Linked DNA regions of Mus musculus: regions 1 and 3 are each linked to region 2. A link is a loop called in an ENCODE intact Hi-C map of the cell type or tissue named here. Cell type or tissue: heart. All regions are shown on one strand.

Region 1 (8,000 bases), 410 kb after region 2:
CTCTATTTTTGATTAAAACCCAAGCCACCTGTAAAATGCTTCCTAAAGCTAACTTTAGAGTCGAGATTCGTAGACTCTAGAGTTTAGTATCAGAGTGTCAGAACCTAGGAGAGTATAGAGAATACTCACCAGCCTTAGCTTTCTACCCCATCTCTGTACAGCCCCTCAAAAGGATTTGCATGTGGGTCTGTGGGTATTGAACCTGCGCCTCCAGGGGCCGTTGGCATCACATCCCTGTAGAGGTCATTCTTTATGAGTAGACAGCACCCCATTTTACTCCTACTAGGTTAATATGAGGTCTTAAGACATTCCACATGGGGCCTCAGGCCACTGAAGTGGCAACTACTGGGGTCCTGGATTAGAAAGTGGGGTCTGTGGTAGGACAAGTGGTAGTCTGAAGGAGGATGACCTCTTGGCTCTGTAGCTTCCACAGCCGTAGAAGAGGACACGGAAGTAGAATTCCTGTTGCTGAAGCACTCTTGCCAGGGTTAATGGTGTCCATATTGGGGTGTGCTTCCTTCTTCTCCCGGGGTTCTCTTCCTCCGTGATGTCTAATGGAGTCGAACTCACTTCTCAAGCAGCATGGCATGTTGGGTCTCCTTCCAGAAAACCTTAATTCTCCTAGTATGTAACTCATTTGTCCTAAGATGGCAATAGCAAAAGACCGTAAGTCACTTAAGCACTGTGCACCCAGTTTTCTTTTAGGGCTCTCAAGAGATTTGGAAAAGTCAATATGTGCAGAAAGCTATATCGAAAGAAGTATTAAGTACTATAACTGCTAGCTGTGTACTCACACAGCACCCCGTTCTTACGCAGAAAGGCTTCATGTTGCTTTATTATATTTCCATTAGCGCCGTCTCTTCTGGCAACGTGCTATTGAATGCAAGGACTTAAATTGATTTAATTCTGTACTCTGAGCACAAAACCCAATGTACATTACTTAGTTGCTGCTCGGTAAATAGATTTGGGGTAGTTAAATCATCTTTTGGCAACTTGGAATTTGCTCCCGCAAGTGTTTATGCTGTGGTCTCTGCACGCCTATAAGGGAAGTGCCTGGGATTGAGCTCAGCTTCCTAGAACTTTCCAACTGTACGCACTTAGAGAGTTAGATGGGCAAGGTAGAACCAACCCCGAACCATGTCACTGGGTGGCTGGCAAAGAGAAGGAATATTCAAGTGGCATTCTTAAGGATCAGTTACATCTGTCCAAGATGCTGATTCTGTGTCACGACAAAAACTTCTCATCCACGACATCCCATTATGGAATGCTGTCTATGTCTTTGTAGGCGCCGACGAACGTGCAGGCTACTTTCCCAAGGTCTTTGTGACCAAGTGTTTTCTCAGCATCTTCCCTCTGAGGTGTTTGTGTCACTGTTAGTCTTCATTGGACCTGCTTATTCTGATGACTTGCAGATGAACAGGGCTCCGGAAATACGGCCAGGAGAGGGACCGTAAAGATGTTTGCCTGATTACGATTGCGAAACCACTCTGTCAAGTTTTCCCTATCATTTACTCAAGTGGTTGCTAGGTAATTTCTAGTCCAGCTCCACAATTAAAGTGAAAGGGCCTGGCAGCCAGCTCATCACTCGGTGGTTCTTCCGCTCGAGCTGGGCCTGAGCTGTGATCAGATACAACAGAATGCTTTGCACGGGACCTAGAAAACCCAAGCAAAGGGCCGCAGAAACCCTCCTCAGCGAGTCCAACCTCATTCTGGGAACATTGTTCTCTCAGTGACCCATAGGATGATAAAAGTGTGTTCTTTTTGTGCTTGCAGAGCTATGTTTAAGGTTTTCCCTTCTCCCACCCCAAAAGAAAACAGAAAGGAGGAAAAAAACAAACCTACTTAAATTACAGGGCATCTAAAAACAATATTAGGTGTTCTTTGAGTTTTCAAGTAATTATAACTATTCTAAAGTAATTGGCTTTACAACAAAGACTTGGACAGCTAAAGTGTGGAGAGTCCAAGACTCAGAGCGATTTCTGTGTTTTAGCTTACTTAATCTTCATGAATATCCTACTAGGTAGGAAGTCCTATTGTCTTTATGTTACCAGTGAGAAATGGAGGCATAGGAAACTATAGATTCACTTAGGTTCAAATGTTCCAAGGGTTAAATCTAGGTCCTTGTGTATACTAAGCATGGTTTGAGTCACTGATCTGTATCTCCATCCCCAGAATTAGGGCCATAGATTAAGGATACAGGGCCAGCATTCAAGCCTAGCCTGTTTTGTTAGTCTGATCATTTCACAGCCTTTTTTTTTTTAAATGTGGCAAAGACACATTTATTCATCAATTCTTCACTAGAGAGACCCCTTCTGAGCTATATTTTAAGGGAAGGAAATTCTAAGGGCATAATGTTAGTGAAGACTTTGTAGTTCCTGCTTTTTGTTATATATATTTTAATTCTTACTTTTGTTCTTTGTTTTGATTCAGGGTGTTGCTGTGTAGCTCTTGTTACTATGATCTCAAGAGATCCACTTTCCTCTGTCTCCTGAGTGCTGGGGTTAAGGGGGTGCCCCATCATGCCTGGCTTTAATTTTTCATTTTTAAGCCATATTAAATAAGATGTGATACAAATGAATTTGCAAATTTTCAGTAATGGAATTTCACATTACCATATTGCCCGTATTGGTATTTTGGTCCTCGTAGGATATGGGGCTGATCTCTTAAAATGAAGATTTTTTTTTTTCTGAATGAAATACAATCAAGGTTGAAGAGAATGCAAGGCACTTTCTCCATTGCTAGAATCAATGTCAACCTGACATAGGGGTCTTGTTTCCATGGCAACACATCAAGGCATTAACCGTTTGTTGCAGAGCTGACATGAAGACGAGAATTTCCATCTGGGTTTATTTGCTCTGTTACTCCTGTGCTTAGATCCTTCACTTTCTTTGACCTTCAATCTTCTCACAAATTAAAAGTAACCAGTTATTATTCCGCGTCCAGTGGAACTTCTTGTAATCTGGCAAAAGCGGTCAAATCTTGAATGAGCTCTGAGCTTCCCAGAAGAAGCTTCTCAATGGCTTCAAGTGTCTTTCCTTTGTTGCATGTTGTGATTCTCCTTACTCTGACCCCAGTGTTGGTGGCTAGACAGAAAAAAAGAAAGAAAGAAAAAAAGAATATTCTCTCCTCCCTCCAGTCTTTGCACCTGTTGTTTACATAAAAAGGAGGTGGGGGGAGAGGGTATATCCGGAGGCACAAGCAAGGCAGAAGAGTGATGGTGGCCCGGTTATGATGATTGTCTTGGGACAGCTTTGAAATTGAGCCAAATTCCCCAAGTCTCTTAACACCCATAGAGTCCAGTACGTTCAGTCCATTGTTTTTCTTTTTTTCCCCTTCCTTCCTTCCTTCCTTCCTTCCTTCCTTCCTTCCTTCCTTCCTTCCTTCCTTCCTTCCTCCCTCCCTCCCTCCCTCCCTCCCTCCCTTCTTTCCTTTCTTTCTTTCTTTCTTTCTTTCTTTCTTTCTTTCTTTCTTTCTTTCTTTCTTTTTAGAAATACTGTGCTTTAATGCTTTAGAAAGAAAAATCACATCTAGTGTAAAACAAAAGAATCTTTGGATTGGCTTACCTTTAAAATGATATGATAATTATGAGTAATATTTAGCAGGCTAATACATGCCAGGAACTGCTGTAACTGCTATTCTGTCCACTCATAGACTACAATGTTTACAACTCTTCCTTAGTTGAGATACAGGACATAAAATACATTTTTCCCAGAGCTTCAAGACAATGACCTGGCAGAGACCACTTTCACCTCCACGTAGCACGTGATCAGACTTGGGTAATTGGCCTCTCTCCAGTCTCCCAAAGTCTAGGTTTTCTGATACAATGCTTCAACCTTTCTGAGTCACGGATTTCTTATTTACTGGAATTGACAGCGTCACTCAGATCCAAGCCAAAACACTTGCCAAACAGCTTTTTGTTTGTTTATACTTCTATGTGTGCGTGTGGATACAGGTTAGGGAAAGTTGAAGTGGTTTTTGGATAGAGATTTTTCACTCTCATTAGTCATAATCATGGTGTGTGTGTGTGTGTGTGTGTGTGTGTGTGTGTCGCAGGACCAACCTTAAAGATGACTTATATAATGTTCATCTCCACAGTTGTTAAATTTAAATCATAAGAGAGAGATATATCTATGTATATCTTACATTATCAAAGGCCGGTAATATAACGCTCTTGTTAGTTCCACTCTACTGTAGTATGCATGATAAGGAATATTAGAACTGACTCTTGGGTTGAGTTTGGTTCAATACCAAAATTATGCTATTTTTTTTCCAGTTTGGAGTTCACTGTAAAGTTTCTGTGCATACTCACTTTTTGATAGGTTATATCCTGGTAGATGTAATTCCATGAACTGATTTGCTACAAATTATCCCACAGTAGAATCAAATCTCTATAAAAGAAAGTATTTTACCAGCACATTCATAATATGTTATTAAAGTTAAATAATAATAGTCCTCACAGTCACAATGCCATCAACGGCTACTAAACCTCCACTTAACACAGTGGCGAACTTAATGACTGCCATATTTCACAGTTCAGACACGATGGGAGTTCGAGTCCATCCTGGAACCAGTCTCCTGGACTGCAAAGACATACATGTTCTTAATAAAAATATTCAGAGAATCTTTAAATGTTTTAAGGGCCAGTAACAATTTAACATTCCTATTAAGATTTACATTACTAAATTCTCCGACGCTAGCAGGCAAATGCTGAACGATTGATAGTGTTTCTCTGCCCCCTAGTGGACTGGCTGCAGAATTGAACTGGCCAGCACACCATTCTTCAGGCGCAGTTGCCGGTGTGCTCTGAGGTCTAGATTCTGAGATCTGTATCTGATTTGACTCCCAAAGGGTAGTGGTGGAGGCAGATTAAGGTCAAGCCTCTAGTTGAGTGGTTCTCAGCCTTCCTAACGCTACGACCCTTTCGTACAGTTCCTCATGTTGTGGTGAAGCCCAACCATAAAATTTTCAGTGCTACTTTGTAACTGCAATTTGCTACTCTTATAAATGGTAATGTAAAATATCTGTGTTTTCCAATGGTCTTGGGCAACTCCTGTGGAATGGTCATTCAACCCCCAAAGGGTTTGCAGCCGATAGGTTGAGAATCAACCGTCTAGCGCAAAGGAATACGAACATGGTGTATTGTTTCTGCTTGGGTTTCAAAACTTCAGGGGAGTCATGGCAATTGTGGAAATGGTTTTCACATCTGAGCTAGCGGCATTTTCACTATGTTGTGACAGAAGGGTTTCTCATCAGGTTTTTATTAACTTCTGGGGCTGATAATGGGCAACTTTGTAGGATGCTTAAGAGCATCCCTGGCTTTCTCTCTGATAGATGCACCCCCAGCTATGATAAGAAACATCTCTGGTGTTAACTTTGCAGGGAACCTTTCCCCTGCATGAGAATCCTCTTGTTCTTCACGGCTCCTATTCATCTGCAAATGATGTGATAAAAACATTTTACCAGATATTTTACCACAGCTGGGAGACCTTATATTATTTAATGTAGTCTGTACAAAAGTCCTCAGGGGTAAAGTACATCCTAGACTATCATTTATCCCCATCCTCAGCTGAGGTCTTTTCCTTTCAAATGACTCCAGCTTGTGTCAAGTTGACATAAAGCCAGCCAGTACAGGGGACAGTGGGGAGAGAGGCAAGGCTCCAGTGAGGCTGTTCAGCTCTTATGAAGCCTTCAGAAAGATGTCAGCTTTTTCTGTGAGTGAGAAGAAATTCCACCGGAAAGAGAGGTGCTGTGATCTCATTTAATCTGTCAAGGAAGTATGGCAATCTTTTCCTCTGTCTTAGGAAACAGTGGGTCAGAATGGCTAGGGCAATAAGTTCTGGCTGTAAGACTGACTTAGTTTGAAACGCTATCTCTAGGATTTCCCTTCCAGTGTACAGGGTGACAAATGATTTGACTTAGCAGAGCCTCTGTTTTCTCATCTGAAGAAAAAAAAATGTAGCAAAATCCCTGCTAACTGAGTCTAAGTGTCACGAGACAGGTGATGCCCCCATTAGTTCATTACCAGTTAGAAGAACAAAACTCGACCTGGCTGGTGAGCCGCGGTTCTTGGCTCTGCTACGCTTTTGCAAAGCAGAGAATGATTGCCCCATCAGTGAATGCAAGTGCCCTGTGTTTGGAAGTACCGTTAATACCTGCCTGGAGACTTGATAATGTGTCCTGCTTTCACTTTCATTGTTTAGGGTGTGAGAAGCAATTATTTTGCATAGTTCTCAGTCATTAAACGAGGCACAACTTTATCTATTCATTTCTTACGATCTCAGAAAGCATTTGATTGCTGCTTTATGAGGAATGAAATAATGCCCTTCTACGGTGAACACTTACATAGATTAATTAATGCCCCACGTTTACTTACCTCTTTTCTCAGTTCTTATGCTTGTAAATAAGCTTTAACTTGAATACTGACTGATAATGTAAAAAGACTTTGAATCTGCAATTAAAATCCAACATTTGCAATGTCAATTATGTACAAGACCAACTGATAGGAGTTTACATATTCACAGACCATGACAGAATTACATCCTGTCTGCCCTTCGGCTGAGAGTGATTATAAGGTGGTATTGATCCTCTGTTAAAATGATGTGTGTACAAGTGTGTATGTGTTGTGTGTGTGTGTGTGTGTGTGTGTACTAGAGCTGAGAGGATGTGCACTAGTATTTGCACTATAAATTCCTATGGAATACAATTTACAGGGGACTTGCCTCACAGATAGTAAGTTTTTCATAACCACCCCTTAGCATTGTCTTCTCTGTACAGACTTTATGTGCCAATCCCTTAGCATTGTCTTCTCCGTACAGACTTTATGTGCCCACCCCTTCCCATAAGAGACCTGAGATTAGTGAACCCACTATGGTGTTTTTCTAGATCCAATCATTCCATTCTCATCTCTCTGGTGGCTTCCTCTCCTTCTGTACTTTCTATTCCCCAAAGAAAATAAGATTACAAATCTCTATGTCCCTAAGCGTTTCCTTTCTCCAAGCCACCAATCAATAGCACATCATAAGACAGCAATTCTCACAGGTCTCTGGGGACCCTTCATATGGAGCAATGGATTTTTCTTTTTTCTTTTTGTCCTCTGCGTTGTTCTTCATTCGGAGTAGACATTCCGCCACGGGATTTTTATTGTTATTTTTGTTATTGTTGCTCAACTGATGCTTTAAAGAGCTGAAGGAACAAGAACACTCTATCTTCTTTCTTCTTGTCAGCCTATCTTGTGTGTGTGTGTGTGTGTGTGTGTGTGTGTTACTTTGTTGTTTTCTCTGTGTAGCTGTTTTGAAGCTCGCTCTGTAGACCATGTGGGCCTAGACCATCCACCAGCCTTTGCCTCCCCAAGTGCTGGGATTAAAGGCATGCACCACCACCACCTGGCCAGCCTATTGTTTTTTAAAGGTTGGTTACTTCATTACTCTCAGAAGATGCCAATGGGAAGTGTTAAGCTGGTTTCTCACTACAGTTGGAACACCATCTGAGAGAGTTTAAGAAAAAGGCTGAAGGTGGCTGGCCACACTACTCATTATGAATGACCCCAGGCCATTGGTGTCATCCTGGACTAACGTGCTTCTTAGCCACCTGCCTTACTACTAAACAAGAGTGGAAGCAGATGGCAAGGGGAGCCGAAAGGTCAAGAGAGGGCCTCGGAGGAGGGCATCTTGGAGTCAGCTCGCTCTTTGATCTCCTATCTATGGAAAATGTCCTGCGAGATCAGCTGCCCTGGAAGCAACTCCACCAGCACGGCTGACACTTTCTATTAGCCCCCAGGTGGCTGACGATGTCTTTAATCTTACAGTGAAATTGCTGCGAGGTCCTTAAGAGCAAGTGGCCTTTCCAGGAATAGAGGCTGTGCATATGTGGCAAAAGTCAGGAGAGAACTGTGAGGGAGGGTGGGCAGAATTCAAAAGGCTTTATACGGGCGATGTCCCTGTTGATGTCATCACCTGAGCACACAGCAGTAAGCATAGTACTGGGTTCCTTGAAAAATATTG
Region 2 (8,000 bases):
CCTTCAAAGGGTATTCACATGACATTTGAATGGCGCTGCCCTATGTAGTCCAGTCTACTTCTCATTTGCATATTTGGAAGGTGTGGTGGTTTGAATATGCTTGGCCCAGGGAATGGCACTATTTGGAGGTGTGGCCTTGTTGGTAGGTTTGGCCTTGTTGGAGGATGTTTGTCACTGTCAGGTGGGCTGTTTTTTTGTTTTTTTGTTTTTGGTTTTTCGAGACAGGGTTTCTCTGTATAGCCCTGTAGGCCATCCTCCTAGCTGCCTGTGAGCAGCAGTCTTCTGTTTGCTTTTATTTATTTTATATATATGAATACACTATACCTGTCTTCAGACACACCAGAAGAGGGCATCAGATCCCATTATAGATGGTTGTGAGCCACCATGTAGTTGCTGGGAATTGAACTCAGGACCTCTGGAAGAGCAGTCAGTGCTCTTAACCGCTGAGCCATCTCTCGAGCCCCCTCCTGGTTTGTCTTTGGAACCTTATGTAGCACTCTCAGCTCCTCCTACACTATGCCTGCCTGGACACTGCCATACTTCTGATGATAATGGACTGAACATCAGAACCAGTAAGCCAGCAGCAGTTAAACATTGTCCTTTATAAGAGTTGCCTTGGTCATGGTAAAACCCTAAGACAGTGGGGAACCCAGCAAGCCTCCTAAGGGATCATGATAGATCCTCGTGAGACTGGGGGGTCACATAGTTGTTCTAGCCTTACGGAATATTAGCAGGGAGAGCAGTGAAGTCAAAATCATTAATGAAATCATTCTCTTGATTGCCTTCAACTTCAGAATGGCCACTTGAGTAGCAACATCATCTATAGGTTACGTATGAAATTCTATGTTACTTAGCAGGACAGAACAATCTTTTTATATAACTAAATATTTTATAGTTCATTGGTGAAAATTCTGTCATGATGAATAGAATAGAAATCCTCAAATCTTAGATCATGGTTTCCCTTAATCTGCTAATAAGGTTAAAAACATTACCATTGAGGGTGAAAATAGGATTTCCTGTCTACCAATTCTATATTTTAATTCTAGCTGAACTGTATACATATTGTTTTGAGGCGCTTATGTGGCACTAGTAATAATAAGAAGAAGAACATGTAAGCCTGTACAGTATTTTTCCATGACTTCCATTGAAAGTCAGTAATGTTTTTATTCACATGAAAATTCAGGTCAGTAGATGCAAAAGCTAGTAGCTGGCAGTGCCCAAGGTGCAGCCCTGGCACCGTGGCTCATTGTGCAGCTCTGCCCATCTATTGCCGTGCTTCGGTTTAATAAGAGCTCAAATCTGGTTCTGTCAGCAGACACTGAGGTCCCAGCTTTAAGGGCTCGTGCCCTGCCCTTCGGGAAGCATTACAGACTATGTTAGTGTGCGCGTTCCTGAGCTCTTCGGTGATGTAGACCCTTAGGTCGGGAGCGTGGTTACCTTCAAGATTCTATACAACCTTCTCGCTCATAACTCTCCATTGTCCCCCTGTTCAGGTAATGAGAGCCCAACTCTCAATCCGTCCCATTTCAAGGCCACTTGGTTTATGAGACAGCAATTGTTCTTCAGTGTAGTAAAACACTATTAGTTAAGTAAATTACAAACTTGTAGGAAGTCAACAATTTTCTACAGGAGGGGCCTATTCTTTCCTTGGTTAGGACTTAAACTTTCAGAGCAGTTTCTCTTTCAGGAGCAAAGCAAAATTGATGAGCTTCTCTATACCTGCACTAGGTGGCGCTAGAGAAAAGACTACCGTGGCTCTCTGGCCCCTCACCTAAGACTAAAAGGCATAAAGGAGGCCCATGTACGTCTGCTTCACAGGGACGGTGGAGGAGGTGTTGGCTTTCTGCTGGAAAATGGCTGGAAGGAAGACGTGTTGGCCAACTGGGCCAGCTGTCCTCCATCATTCTTGTACACAAATCTATCCCCCCTTTACTGTGTCTTGGAGTCGGGCACCTCCACTGTCACACAGTGGGCTGAATAATCATAAGATGTATTTCTAAAACAACAGCTAGGGGACTGAGCATGGTGGCACATGCACCTGTAATCCCAACACTCGGGAGTCAAAGGGAAGGGGACCTAGACTGAGGCCAGCTTCCGGTGCATAGCCATGGTGAGATGGATCCCCAATGCAAAACCAGGCCAGCAAGCTATCTCAGCAGTTAAAGAGAGGCTTCTGCAGCACAGCCTGCCAACCTGAGTCCACTCCCGGGATCCACGTGGTGGAAAGAAAGAATCCAAAGCTCACCGATTGTCCTTCAACCTCCACACATGTGCCATGGTGCAGTCCCATGTGTAAGAGTGCACACACTCACATGTACAAATATCTAAATCTAGTAATCTAATCGTCACAACAGCACCGCCCCCTCAAGCCTGAGTGCTTTAAATCCAGCAGTCGGCTCTTCTTGCCTAGGGCTCGGCCCACTGTTAGAACAATGTCCAGCAACTCCCCCAGATGGGTCTCTCTAAAGCACTTAGACTCCAGCCTCGAGGTTTTCCCAGATTTCTTTGTAATTTGGCCTTTGTCAACTGCTCATTTGCACCATGGCTCTGCTTAGCCGGTTTGGAGGAAGGCTTGGGATGGGGGGGGGGGGGGGGAATGGGGAGGACTCTTTTAGCTCACCCTGTCTCTGGGACTTGTTTTCTAAAGTGTATTTTGTTTTTATTTTGGTGTTTGTTGAGCAGCTGTGTCAAGCTGTGTTTCCTTTCTAAATCCTTTGTCACTGAGCAGCCAGCTAGGGTTTTCTTCTGGCCCTGAGTGCTGTCCCGTTGGCTCTGCTGTCTGGCTTCTCTTTGGCTCTCTCCTTAGAACTGAGAACGGTTGTGTTTTCTTTGGTTTGCCTTGGGGCCTTTGAATTTAGAAGTAGTTCCTCTTGGAGGTGCTCATCGACCCAGGAACTCGTTCCCCTTTCCCTGCAATTTTACTGCATACGTATTTTCAAATCTATAATTAAATACTCTCTAGCTTTGAATGGTCAGAAAGTCTTGGTAAATGGGGTTGTGTTGAGTTTGTTTTCCTGTAACTTGCCTTTTTATTTCGTATAAAAACCCTGAGAGGGCTGGTGAGATGGCTTAGTGGTTAAGAGCACCGACTGCTCTTCCGAAGGTCCCGAGTTCAAATCCCAGCAACCACATGGTGGCTCACAACCATCCATAACGAAATCTGATGCCCTCTTCTGGAGTATCTGAGGAAAGCTACAGTGTACTTACATATAATAAATAAATAAATCTTTAAAAAAAAAACCCTGAGATGTTTATATAACGTGAACTGACACATTTATATGTGTACGGAGCCTTGTGTCTCAGTGGCTTTACCTCGCAGGCAGTCTCTACAGTTACAAAGGGCCGTGCGCGCTGCTGACAGTATGGAGCACTCCTGTGTTAGCAATGGTGCTTCTTGCCATTTTCACTGCTGCAGAGAACCTCTGACGGTTTCACTTCTGAGATTTGTTTTTCCATGGGATTTCTGTTGTCTACATTTCCGTGTATAAGCTTGCGTACAGATATTAGATATTCTGCTTTTCCGGTATTCGACCTCATAATGATCCTCACAGTGACACAGCTCTCCCACAGCATCCGTGATCGATCACAGACGCATCCCCCTTGCTTGCAGCTTTTGCTTTTCCGGGTTTTCAGATGCTGTTCTCCACCTCTGGTTGGAATAATAACCGTAAATTTTTTGTTCTTGCTGGTTTTACCGTTTGATCATCACGTTTGGGTTCTACATATCTCCTGCCGACCCTTGCTAGCCGGGATCCGTGGACCTAGCCAGTTCTTAAAACGGTCCATCATCCTTGTCTATAGACAGATGCCATTGAATCTTATGGTGTTTGTTTCCCACCCACGCCTTGCTCTTCTTCCAAACCATCCACAGTACAACTTTCTGTTTACTTGAAACTTTCGAGTCAATGAAGTCTTAGTCTTTCCCATGAATTCCTGGTGGGTTTTCTTCAGTACTTTCGAAACTGTCCGTATTTTAACGTCATGTTAAAATCCACTTGGGTCTGTGTGTTGAGTGGGGCTGGCAGTGCTCTTTGGTTCTCTTGGTGAGGCTGAGGGCTCAGAAGTAGGTCCTGTTTAGCTCTCCATTGGTAGTCACTGAGTTTTTAAATGAAACTTTATCATTTCCTCTCTGATTCATACATCTTAACATTGTATTTCTTTTTCTTGTTTTAATGTACTGGCTAGGATATTTTCTGCATCTCTTGAGGTGGGTCTTTCTATTTTAATATTCCTCTGTAGGTGAATTGCATTGCTTTTAGAATGTGAAAATGGCCATTTCCTGCTTAACTGCAACATTGTCGATAGTGTGTACATTGGTAGGCTTAGTGAAACCATATTTTGCCAGTATCTGTGCCTTATCCATGAGTATATGCTTTATTTTTAGAATAGATTATAAATACTTCTCTTTTTTTAGTATTGGTCCTTATGACAGAGGATGTCCCGTTGACTTATTCATGTGTGCACACAGATTAATCCCAAGCGTGAGGTGATGGATTTGCAGAGCTCGTCTCCCCCCGTGGTGGATGTCCTTTCTTTCGATTCAACCACAGTAAGTAGTCTTTCTCTAACTTAAGCGGTGCTGCACCATTTGTCACAGTCTATTTCCTTACAAAGTGAAAGAATCGGGGATAAAGCGTGAGCTCGGTGGCCTAACCTTTCAGCACAGCAAGGCTGTATACAAAGTCATTTCTACGTTTCTAAAATACCACCAGGGGGAGCAGCAGCCATTTCCAGAACAGTTTTACCTTGGAATATCTTAAACTCAGTCGAACTCACCCTCCCTGTACCCCTGCCCCCCTTGTTTCCTGCTCACTTCCCCCCGCCCCCCTATTTCCTGCCCCCCCTGTCCCCTACCTCCTGCCTACCCTGTTCCCTGCTCCCTTCTCCCCCATCCTCTGCCCCCTATCCCCTGCTCCCTGTCCTGGGGTACTACCCTGCTGTCATAGAGAAGACTGTACTGCCCTAAAAATGGCAGTTCCTCTGCTTTGTTTATGTTACTCTCTTGATGGATTACCCAGAAATAAAGTATCTCTACTACTTACAATTTTGTTTATAAAAATGATCCGTATATGTTGCGCATCTGAAGGTTTCAGAGACAGTTTGAGCCATCTACCTTCTGTGTCTGCCCTCTCTTCTACACAAATCACAGTAACGCTGCTGATTAGCACAAGCCCTGCTCTGAGAGCAGGAAGAACAGTGTTGCCTGTGACCACACTGACACCACGCTGTCCATTTAGTTCAGTATTGTGGGTAAAATTTTAAAGAAACACAGCCTGACATATAGACTCAAGTAGATGCCAAGAAGCAAATCTAGCGCAAAGGAGTTCTGCCTGTCCCCAGGAAGCACTGCAGTCCTGCAGCTATGAAGGGTCCTCTCAGAGTTAGTGCCAGTGAGAATGTTCTTCTCTGAGAAGACGCAGCAGCGAGAGCCACATAGCAGCAAGCAGGCCCTCACTGTGAAGGGAAGGCACGAGTCTGTGGTGGAGCTGATCTGGGCACTTACCGTGCTCACATCCACAAACCCTCAGCATTTCTGCACGAATGAGTGACTTGTCCAATTAAATTTATCTAAACATTAGCTAGCTAGCTAAAACTTGGCACAGTGCTCTCCCTATAGTTAGTCTTCAATGAACTTGACACACCCCATGCCTCTGACCCCATATGTCCCAGTGAGCTGACTTTGTATTCTGTAGATAAGGTAGCTTGGGAAGTCACCAGCAGGCTCGACTTTAGTGCTCCTGACTTAGAAACTGTCTCAGAGTTTTCCTTCTCTTTTTGAGACTCACTCCCCCTGCCGGTACCCTTTAAGCTTTGCAAAGACTCCTGACTTGGGGCTAGAGAGGTGGCTCATCAGTTAAGAGCACTGGCTACTTTTCCAGAGGTCCTGAGTTCAATTCCCAGCAACCACATGGTGGCTCACAACCATCTGTAATGGGATTGATGCCCTCTTCTGGTGTGTCTGAAGAGAGCAACAGTGTACTCATATTTTAAAAACAAAAAACAAAGAAACCAAGTTTGCTCTGAAGGTGGGCCTGTCACCAGCTAGAGCAAAAGGGTACTTATCCCTTGACGGTAACCCAGAAGAACCAGAATCAGCTAGTTTATGTGGTATTTGTGGGACTGTGATGAAGGAGTGTCATCCACAAGAGGGGAGCACTAAGTAGAACAGTCAGTCATCCACAAGAGGGGAGCACTAGCCTGAGTAATGTGAAGCTGCCTTTATGTAACAAAGCCAGTCGAACACCAGTGACTTCACTTTAGAGTAGCAAAGCCAAACATCGTGGCACATTCTAATTTAGAGTTCAGGAGTCAGGGGCAGGAGGGTTTTGAGTTTGAGGCTAGCATGAATTATATAGTAAGACTATGAAAGGCAAAGGGCTGGGAGTGTGTGCCTGTAGCAGTTTGGCTAGCACATAGAAGCTACACTAAGGTGAGTCTTAGCTATCCTCTAATGTCTCACTATAGAGGAGAAATTAAGGCATACAAAGTAACTGTTGGTATCTTTGTGGCTTGTACTTCTGTCTCTAATGCCTGACAGAAATTTTGATATAATATTTGGATACCAAAATCAGTTGTAAGCTGGGCATGGTGGCACACGCCTTTAATCCCAGCACTTGGGAGGCAGAGGCAGGTGGATTTCTGAGTTCGAGACCAGCCTGGTCTACAAAGTGAGTTCCAGGACAGCCAGGGCTATACAGAGAAACCCTGTCTCGAAAAAAACAAACCAAACAAACAAACAAACAAACAAAAAATCAGTTGTTACCAGTCTATATTTTTAAACCTTGGTTGTACCACCCCCAAATAATTCTCTGCAAAAGTATTGGCTATCATGTAGTCATGGTTTTAGAATGTTTATCGCCTCAAAATCTTTATTTTGGTTATAATCAAGTCACATATATAGGGTTGGGTTTTTTGTTTTTTGTTTACTTGGTTGGTTTTTTTGTTTGTTTGTTTGTTTTTTGGCTTTTTAAAGACTCTTTTCTTTAGGATTCTGGTTTGACTCTTAATATTTTCATAGAAATAGACCATGGTTCTGCCATCAGACTTTGAATCAGAGATGGCTAGAATATAGCTCAGCAGTTGAGGTTTGGCTAGCATGCTTGAAAGAAACCCTGAGTTCCATTGCTAACATGCACATTTATACATAGGCTTTTAGCATTTGCCACCTATGATGTGGCTACACAGGGTGGGGTATTTCAGATTCTCTTTGCCACTCTCCTCAAATAGGAATATAATTGAAGGAGTTTGTTGCGACTAAAGAGATGACACTGTAGATAAAGTGTACCGTGTGAACAGGAGGATCTTAATTCCCAAAAACTGTATATAAAGCTGGGTTTGGTGGGGAGAGCCAGTAATCCAAGCTGAGGAGAGCCCAGATATGAGGGTTCACTGACCAGACGATCTTGCCGGCTTAGCAAGTTCCAGGCTAGTCAGAGACCTAATCTCAAAAAACAAAGTGGATGGCTTCCCAGAATGACACCTGAATTCAACCTCTGGTTTCTACATTTACCTACATACTGCCAACTACAGGCATATACACCCCACCCCCACCACACCACACCACACCCACACACACACACAAAGAAACCTGTTACCTTCAGGTAAATTGTAGTCTTAAAGTTTTTTGACGGTTTGGGGTTTTTGTTATTGTTGTTGTTTGGGGGGTTTTGGTTTTGTTTTGTCTTTTGAGACAGGGCTTTTCTGTATAGCCCTGGCTGCCCTGGAACTCTCTCTGTAGTCCAGGCTGGCCTATAGCTCAGAAATCCCTCTGCCTCTGCCTCATAAGTGCTGGGATTAAAGGTGTGCGCCACCACCCACAACTTAGCCTACTGTATTCATTTTATTATTTGTCCTAAAAGTAGATGAAGAAACTGAAGTCAGAACTCTCACCGTCGTTCTGTGGATTGCTAAAACACTGGATTCCTTATCTCAATCCTGAGCACAATGCATAGTGCAAATATAACTATGCCTTTCTTTAGAGTTAGAGACAGCATTCAGGT
Region 3 (8,000 bases), 370 kb after region 2:
AAGCACTTTTATATATGTTCAAGTGAGAGTCTAGCAGCATCATTTCCAATTCCTGTAACATGCTAAAGAAAACTGTAAGACGTTTCCCTCTGGGACTTTGCCTGTGATGCCTTTGATATATCTCTGACATTTGAACACACTGTGACTGTTAGCTAGCATGTTCATACGGCTCAGCCATTAAGTAGGCCAAAGTCCGTGATTTGATTATCTGACGGGTAGGTAAGTGAATGCGTTCTGAGAAGGCTTTAAATAGAAACTTGGCACTGTGCTCAAGCATCTGTGTGCATACCCATCATTGCCCCCTTTCCCTCTCCTCCCCCCAGCCCCTCCCATGTACCCCCACCCCCTCACACTTTCATCGCCTTATTTCATTAATTATTGTTACATATATGATGTATGTAACACCTGTTTCTTGTTTTAGAAGCAGACTCTTCCACTCCACTATTTGGAATTCTTCCTTTGCAGCAAGCTCTCAGGTGACGTTGTTCTTACTGACTCCCAGCCTACACTGTGGACAGCAATGATTCATGACCGCAATTTTTAAAAGACCGTCGGTATATCAAAACTATCTAAGCATTTCCTTAAAAAATAAAACAAACCAGCTTTGAATCATAATCCGCATGCCGTAGAAGCCATTTAAGCTGAAAAGCGTAATGGCTCTAGTGCATTCACAAAGTTGTGCAAACAATATACAATTAATTTTAGAGAATTCTGGGGCCCTACCATAGAATCCTTATATCACATAGAAATACATTTTTTTCCTTTCCTGCAAACTCCTTTTTGCTTTTCCCTGCAAGTTTAGGCAACCCTGACATACCATCTGTGTCTCGCTAGACTTGCCTAATCCGGCAGTTCGTATAAATTAAATCATAGAATACTTTGTATTTTGTGACCTTTTTTCTTACTTAGATGATGACATTCCTTTTGTAGTACACACCGGCAGTCCATTTCTTTACACTGAAGCCAGCACACTCGCCCCATGATCACAGCTCTCCTCATGCATGGGAAACCATCACTGGGTCTCACTTGCCATTCGGTTGCTGTGATAAAATTCTCCAACTAAATAAAGCACCATCAGAGAGAAGAGTTTGATTCTGGCTCACAGTTCCCAGCTACACTCTGTTTGGGGGTGGAGGAGGTCATAGTAGCAAAAGCTTTAGGGAGTTGGTTATATTGTCAGAAAGCAGAGACTGCTGGCTCAGTTCACTTTCTCCATTTTATAGGACCTAGTATCCCCTGACCCACAGAACGGTCCACCCATAATTAAATGGGTTCTCCACAGATGCCATTTATATATTTATACATCTATACATCAATCATACACACATGTAACAATAATTGTTTTTAAAGGCCATAGAAGTGTGGAAGTGATATGTTTGAATTATAAAACTAAAAATAAGGTTTTAAAAAGATGGGTTTTCCCATTTCAATCGAGGATCTTCAATTGATCCCATGTCAATCAGAATTCTCAATGTCTAGATGTTCATGTCCCAGGGGATTCTATATTCTATCAAGGAGGAAACGCACGGAAACCTGACCTGCTTTTTTTTGGTTGCCCACATACGATTCACCGTTTTTAAAAATAATTATTCCTAGACCCTGATCTCTGTCCTATTGGATCAGAATCTCCAAGGATTTGGAGAGGAAATTGGTAATTTTATGTAACTCTTCAGGTTTTTGACAATCAGGTGTCACATTCCAGAGATTACCTCAAGAGACTATTCTATCCTTAAGCAGAAAGAATCTTACATCAGAGCTTTCAAATTTGAGAATTCTTTATATATGGTGACTGGATAGACTATATTTCTTTATATCAGATAGCCAGATAGAAAATATATCGCTTTAAGAACATACAGATTAATGGGGTGTATATCTTCTGAATAAAAACATCTCTCATGACTACACTGACATTTTTTGGATAGATTTTTCACCCAGTGTGTATTCTGAGTGGAAAATTTGATTTAGGAATCTTCTTTGAGCATGATGATGCAATTTTATGGTTTATCTATTTGGACAGCTAGACTCCAGCTGAGCCTGAGGCTTCTAGACTACAAAAAGCATCCAGTTGGGCAGCAGCTTAAAACAATATGTGATACTCAAGAGACTTGGAGTGATTTATTGGATATGCTCAGTGAATTAAGAAATGAGAATTTCTTGTCTTGACTACTCTAGTTTATCTTGGATATTAGCCAAGTTTCTGTCTATCTGTCTGTCTCTCTGTCTCTGTCTCTCCCCTCACTTGGTAATGTCTGTCTATGTGTTTCTGTCTCTCTGTCTTCTCACTTGGTGAGACAGAGTCAATTGCAGAAAAAAATATTGATTTTTGTAATTGTTTCTATCTTGGTGGCCATTATTAGGGGCTAGCACTAAAATAGAAGCCCACACACACCCAAATTGGCAGAGTAATAACTCATTTAGTGCTCATGACCAGGAGGCAAAATATGTTAAGAGAGAGAACACAGAGAACCATGGGTCTTCAAGGCTTCTGAAGGAGCTAGTAAAATACCAGTGGTTTAGTAATAGATGGAGATCAGCCAAGAGTGTGCAGTAAACCCACTCTGCATAAAAAAGGCAGGCAGCAGCTTGACATAACTGCTGTCACCAGCCTTGAAGAAACAATTGAAGAATTGAAGAATTGAAGAAACAAGTGTGCCTGCCACTCAAATGCTTATCAGAGTCCTTTCTGAGCATTCTCACTGCATAGTCACCTTTTTTTTTTGTTTTTTTTTGTTATTGTTAGTTTTTGTTTGTTGTTTTCTTTTCCTAGATAGGGTTTCTCTGTTTAGCTGGCCTCAAACTCAGAGATTCTACTGCCTCTGCCCCCCAAGCACTGGGATTAAAGACCTGCACCACCTCCGCAAATAACTTCTCAGTTTCCAGGCCTGGCTTCCACTTTGTCGTATTGAGCTGTTAACATGCAGTTCCACCGGAGACTGTTAATTTAAAACTGCTGAAATACCAGGAATTTGTATGGGGGTGGGGACACATCTTTAGTTAAACACGAGTCCCATCAATCAGACAGTCTAGTCATGAGGGGAAAGGCTGGTGGGGTTCTTTTCAGACAGAAAACAACGAAGACCAGTGAGAAAAGCTGAAAACAACGAAGAAAAGCTTCGGTGTGCTGGTTATGTTGGCTTTCAGACAGGCAATGCCAGAGTTTTGCTTTTTAGAAAGGAACCTTTTCAGGCCTTTCAGGAGGCTTACACATCACAAACATACCCGTATTAGCAATGTGATTGTCATAAAGCAGAGATTTCTCCTTTCTCCAGGGGGCCTACAGTTCTCCTTACAGCCTGTTCTGCTGGTTAGGGGAGGAGTTTAATCATGATGATGGACAAACGCGCACATTTGCAACCTCTTTCTCGGCTCTTTTTCTTTTTTCCCTTTAGGGAGAGAAGTTTATCTTTTCCTGTCTCTTTATGTCCCCATGAATCAAAGTGTATGGAAATCAATGTGTCACGGATGAAGTTTCCCAAACTTCAAAGACCAGGCAGGTGCCCTTGAGCACAGAAGGAACAGCCTGCCACCCAAATGGTCCCAAGCATTCCCTCCCCCAACCTTGTTTCCCCTAAGCAGGCAGATCCTGGGTTGTTCAGGGTGTTCTGAGGGCATTTGGGAGCTAAAACAGATGTCTTAACATAAGTGTTTCTTCCCATTTAGAGGAAGAATACGAGAACAGCGTGGGTTGTTCAACTTGTGTGTTTGGAGATGGAAGGCTACTGGAAGCTCTGCCAAACCCTTTCTTCCCTCAGGCTCCCATTTACCCTGGGATGGACCAACCAGCTTTTAAGCCTGGCCTTGGATATCACGTTTTGACAATGGCTCACCCTGCTGGGCATCTGCTTTTCTGTTTTTGATTATAATTCCTTTGAGCCCTTTGACTATATAGGCTCTGAGATAATGAGAAATCAGGATCAGTGAGGATTGAAAAAAAGGAGGGTACCATTGTATATATAACATAGTGTATATGCTATATTTATATACATTGTACAGTACAATACAATATTTATATACAATATAATTTATATTATAATTATACATAATATAATATAATATATTTACACAACATAAATAATCAGCATGCATATACATAGATACCTATGGTATACAAAAGTATACCTACCCTACAGATAAGCAGATTCTCACATGTCTACATATACATGTGATATTTATTATATATTAGTTATTAGCTATGTGTTATATATACATATATATATATATGTGAATGCATATGTTCTATAGCCTTTTGTATCTTCTTGTACTTCTTTTTTCTTCTCCTCTTCTTTTTCCACACAGAACTGCTGAGATTAAAAGGGAATTCCCAGCCTTCTTTCTGACAGGATGAGGAGGCCAGACAAGTGAGCTCTGGTGATTCTCATGAGTGCAGAGCTGAGACCGGAGACCTCCAGGAAGCTTCCTTGCTGGAGAAACACTGCAGACTCTTGTCTCAGGCACTCCCGAAAGGGTGGGCTTGCTGCCTACAAGATTGAGGAAGCCAGCTTTGGCTTGGCCTGAATTCACGGACATCTTCTCCTGGATATCTCCAGGGCTTTTCTACCTCCAGCTGCGTTTACTAAATGCACAATGCACTCTTCTTTCAAGCCCATGAAGGGGTGGATGTTGGGATGCTTCATTTAGTATCTAGCTCACTTTCATGCCGTAGGAAGTATCTCCCTTTGTATTTGAAAATAGACTTTTCCCTTTCATGGTGGGGCTGGAGGGAGAAAGGGGGACATACTTTCTCCAGCAAAAAGGTGCCAGGGAAGCTACCTATATGTGAGGAAAAGGAAATAGAAGTGATATTTAAAATTACATTTAGGTAGTACTTGTGTGGATTATGAAATACTGAATGCATAAAGCTAAGTATTGCCTGCATTTAAGAACTGACTCCCTCTGTGGATTCACCATGTGGGAGAGACAGTGACCTGAGAAAAATTAAGTATAGTCCACTTTTGGTATTTCCATTAAGTGACCACCCCCCGGTGTCACTAAATATGACAGATCTGGGTAATTCTCTTGTATGCTTTCCCTAGAGCCTTTTACGTCCTTTCCGTGGGTTGGCTTGTCATCCCTGGTGATGTAAGAGCCGGGAAAAAGCCATTCACTGTGTAAGTTGAACACCACAGATGTTCCCTGCTTGTGTCCTGATTTTTCAGACGTAAATCTCAATATTCTGGAAGGCTCGATAGGAAGTTCTGGGAAATAATTACCGAAGGAAAGAAGTTTTAAAACAATGGCCAGTGCAGACAAATGTACAATGTAAACAAACCAAGTCTCCCGTGCACTTCCTTTTCAGCCATAAATACATCTTTTCCTCTTGAGGTGGGGGGTCTTACTGGTTCCCTGTCTACAGTGTCCTTGGCAGAGTTAGTTTACACTCCATCTAGCCTTCCCTTATAGACTTGGCCTTCCAGTCATCCATTTGAGAGATATAATTCTTTCACCAGTTGCTTGAAGAACAGGCATACAACTTTGAGCGGGTCTTAGAGCAAGAATGGACAAATAACTCCGCGGTTCCTTAGACGGCGGAGTTCTAACCCAGGGATAGGTTCTTCTCAGTTTTTCATGTCTGTCAGTTACCCCACTCATGTCTATATTTGCTCTGTGTATCACTATGCTATATTTCTTCACAGAGAAAACGGAAGCCACTAGAAAGAGACTCCGCAGTGCACATATCAAATACAACAACCTGCCCACCCTTGCTTCCAGGCATCCCCCTTTCCAACCCTTAGAGTAAATTAGTAGTCCTTAAATGTTTGTTTCTACAGCTCCTGTCAGAACTATCTGGATTATGGAGGAAAGTCTAGACCTTTTGATTCTGGAGCCTAGGGGGTGAGGAGGGTCTGGGAATCTGACCTTTACTGAGCATAAGTTTTGATTCTCCTGCTCACTAATACTAAAGGACTAAGACCTTAACTCACTGACCATGCTCCCTCTAGCCACTCCTTTCTCTATAAGAGCCAGAGGTAGGAGTCCATATCGGTCAACATCAGGACCCCTAGAGCTATGACACAGGACTAAATTACTCAGTCTGTGCCTCCATTTCTTTACTTGTAAACAAAGATGTGAAGACAACATACTTTTCAAAGGCTTACAAGAAAATTTAGATATAAAATATGTAAGCATATTCATATTATCTATAACCAACAAGTGGGGGACTATTATTCACACTAAATCCTTTCTATTACCATTAGTAAATCTATCTGTACATACATGGGAGACTGTTCAACTTAAGATTCTCCTATTTTTTATGAATCCTCTATAGGATCTTCATTCATATATATACATATATATATATACACATACATACACACATACACACACATATATGTGTGTATATATATATTCTTTTGTGTAGCCATAAGAAAGTCCCTTTTTAAAAAAATTTTCTTCAAAACATGATGTTCCCTACCCCCACAGGCCCTTAGTATAAGATACAATGAGGCCAAATTTTCAGTTCTGAAAAACATATGTATACATACATTATATAGACTGAACACATTATATTTAGGAATACGTACATGTATACACACATGTATGTAAAAATAATTACTGAAGAAGAGGCTGTGAATTTGAAAGAGAGCACGGAGATTTACATGGGAGGATTTGGAAGGAAGAAAAGGAAGGAAGAAATGTTGTAATCTTATAATCTCAAAAAGAAAAGAAGAACAAGAGGCACTGCTTTTCTCAATACCACCTCTGGCAGGGCCTCAATACCCAGCTATCCTCTACAAAATTCTCTCATTCTGTACAGAAAGCCAAGCAAATGCTTTTGATCTCTGCCTTCAAATCCTGAGACCTATTTATCAACAGTGGAGCATCATATTAGACTATCACGTGATTAAAGCCCATCACTTCTCCTATACTTCAAGCCCCCCCCCCAAAAGGCTGGGTTCTGCTGACTTTTATTCATAATGTTTTTTCTCTGTGTGCTGTAGTGTGTGTGCTTGGTAGTACAGGCATGTACATATATGAGGCTGTGCATATATGCCCTTGTATGTACACATATATGGAGACCACATATGTTGTCTGTCTCTCTTTGACCACTTCCCACAAACATTAATGTATTTATTTTGAGACAGGCTCTCAGAAAGCTCATTGGGGCTGGTGAGGTGGCTCAGTAGGTAAATGTGTATGGACATAGTACCCCACACACACACACACACAGTGTAGAATGCCAATGTGAACATCTGTGTGCATGTGCACACACATACACAGACACAAATGAGTAAATACAAATTTAAAAAGCTTATAAATCAGCTAAGCTTGGTGACCAGTGAGCTTCAGGGGTCTGGCTGTTTCCGATTCTCTGGCATGGGGGTTAATCCATATGTGCTGCTATGCCAAGGTTGGCTTCTTATGTGAGCTCTGGAGACTGAGAACTCAGCCTGTCACTTTACCAACTGAGTCATGACTGCACCCCACAGAAGTTTAACATTTAGCACTGATTAACACATAGGTCCTTTGGTATCTTTGTTCCTGAGTGTGTTGATGTCAACCATGACTGCGTGCAGACCCTAAGGTGAGAGCCGTCTTTGGGTTTCTGGAAACACTTCGGTATTTTCAGAAGAGTCAAGGTATGGAATGAAAGAGATGGAGGGTACAGTCCTCATGACCACATGTAAGCCCTGTGACCTTGGCCAAGGTTGTTGGTTTCCCAAGGAGCTCCTCTTCCTGTTGGAAGGATCCTATTCCACTGCAGGAAGGGCAGTGCCTACAATGGGGCGAAAGAATAAGGGTGGAAGGAACCATGCATGGAGAACCTCAGTGCAATACTTGGGACGAGGCAGATTTCCAATAAATGTTATATAATGGAGACCATGGCCTTCCTCTTGTTCAAATGCTTGTGGACCTCTCAATGGATTCTTTCCACAGGACTACGTAAGTAGCTTATGGACATGCAATGTAGCTAAGGGACTCTATCTTAACACTTCTACTTCATTGCTATTTATGCAGAAAGCAGCAAGGGCCGACCCCTAGATTCATTTCTGTACCCTCTG

The links. A loop is a pair of places that touch in the nucleus more often than their neighbours do. Peaks named below come from ENCODE experiments on the same cell type or tissue, not always from the same donor. Only the 100,000 strongest peaks of a DNase experiment are listed, where the experiment ranks them.
Region 1: a loop joins it to region 2, with 7 times the contacts of the local background. A loop is called at or near these places in 27 of 42 quality-filtered maps.
Region 3: a loop joins it to region 2, with 3 times the contacts of the local background. A loop is called at or near these places in 5 of 42 quality-filtered maps.

The regions. Positions count from the first base shown.
Region 1 is chr10:99,572,714-99,580,713 of GRCm38, forward strand. No RefSeq gene overlaps it. Among named protein-coding and RNA genes, the nearest start is that of Gm20110, 32 kb to the right of the region's middle. In heart, a CTCF peak has its summit at 4,742 (motif pointing left); no DNase peak of the experiment used is centred here; H3K4me3 peaks cover 453 bases; H3K27ac peaks cover 533 bases.
Region 2 is chr10:99,160,401-99,168,400 of GRCm38, forward strand. Poc1b (POC1 centriolar protein B) reads left to right here. Exons shown (of 12, transcript NM_027740.7): 10 at 4,469-4,549. Among named protein-coding and RNA genes, the nearest start is that of Galnt4, 56 kb to the left of the region's middle. In heart, CTCF peaks have their summits at 1,728 (motif pointing right), 4,701 (motif pointing right) and 6,165 (motif pointing right); a DNase peak (open chromatin) is centred at 6,221; H3K4me3 peaks cover 282 bases; H3K27ac peaks cover 840 bases.
Region 3 is chr10:99,529,221-99,537,220 of GRCm38, forward strand. No RefSeq gene overlaps it. Among named protein-coding and RNA genes, the nearest start is that of Gm35035, 73 kb to the left of the region's middle. In heart, a CTCF peak has its summit at 3,854; no DNase peak of the experiment used is centred here; H3K27ac peaks cover 649 bases.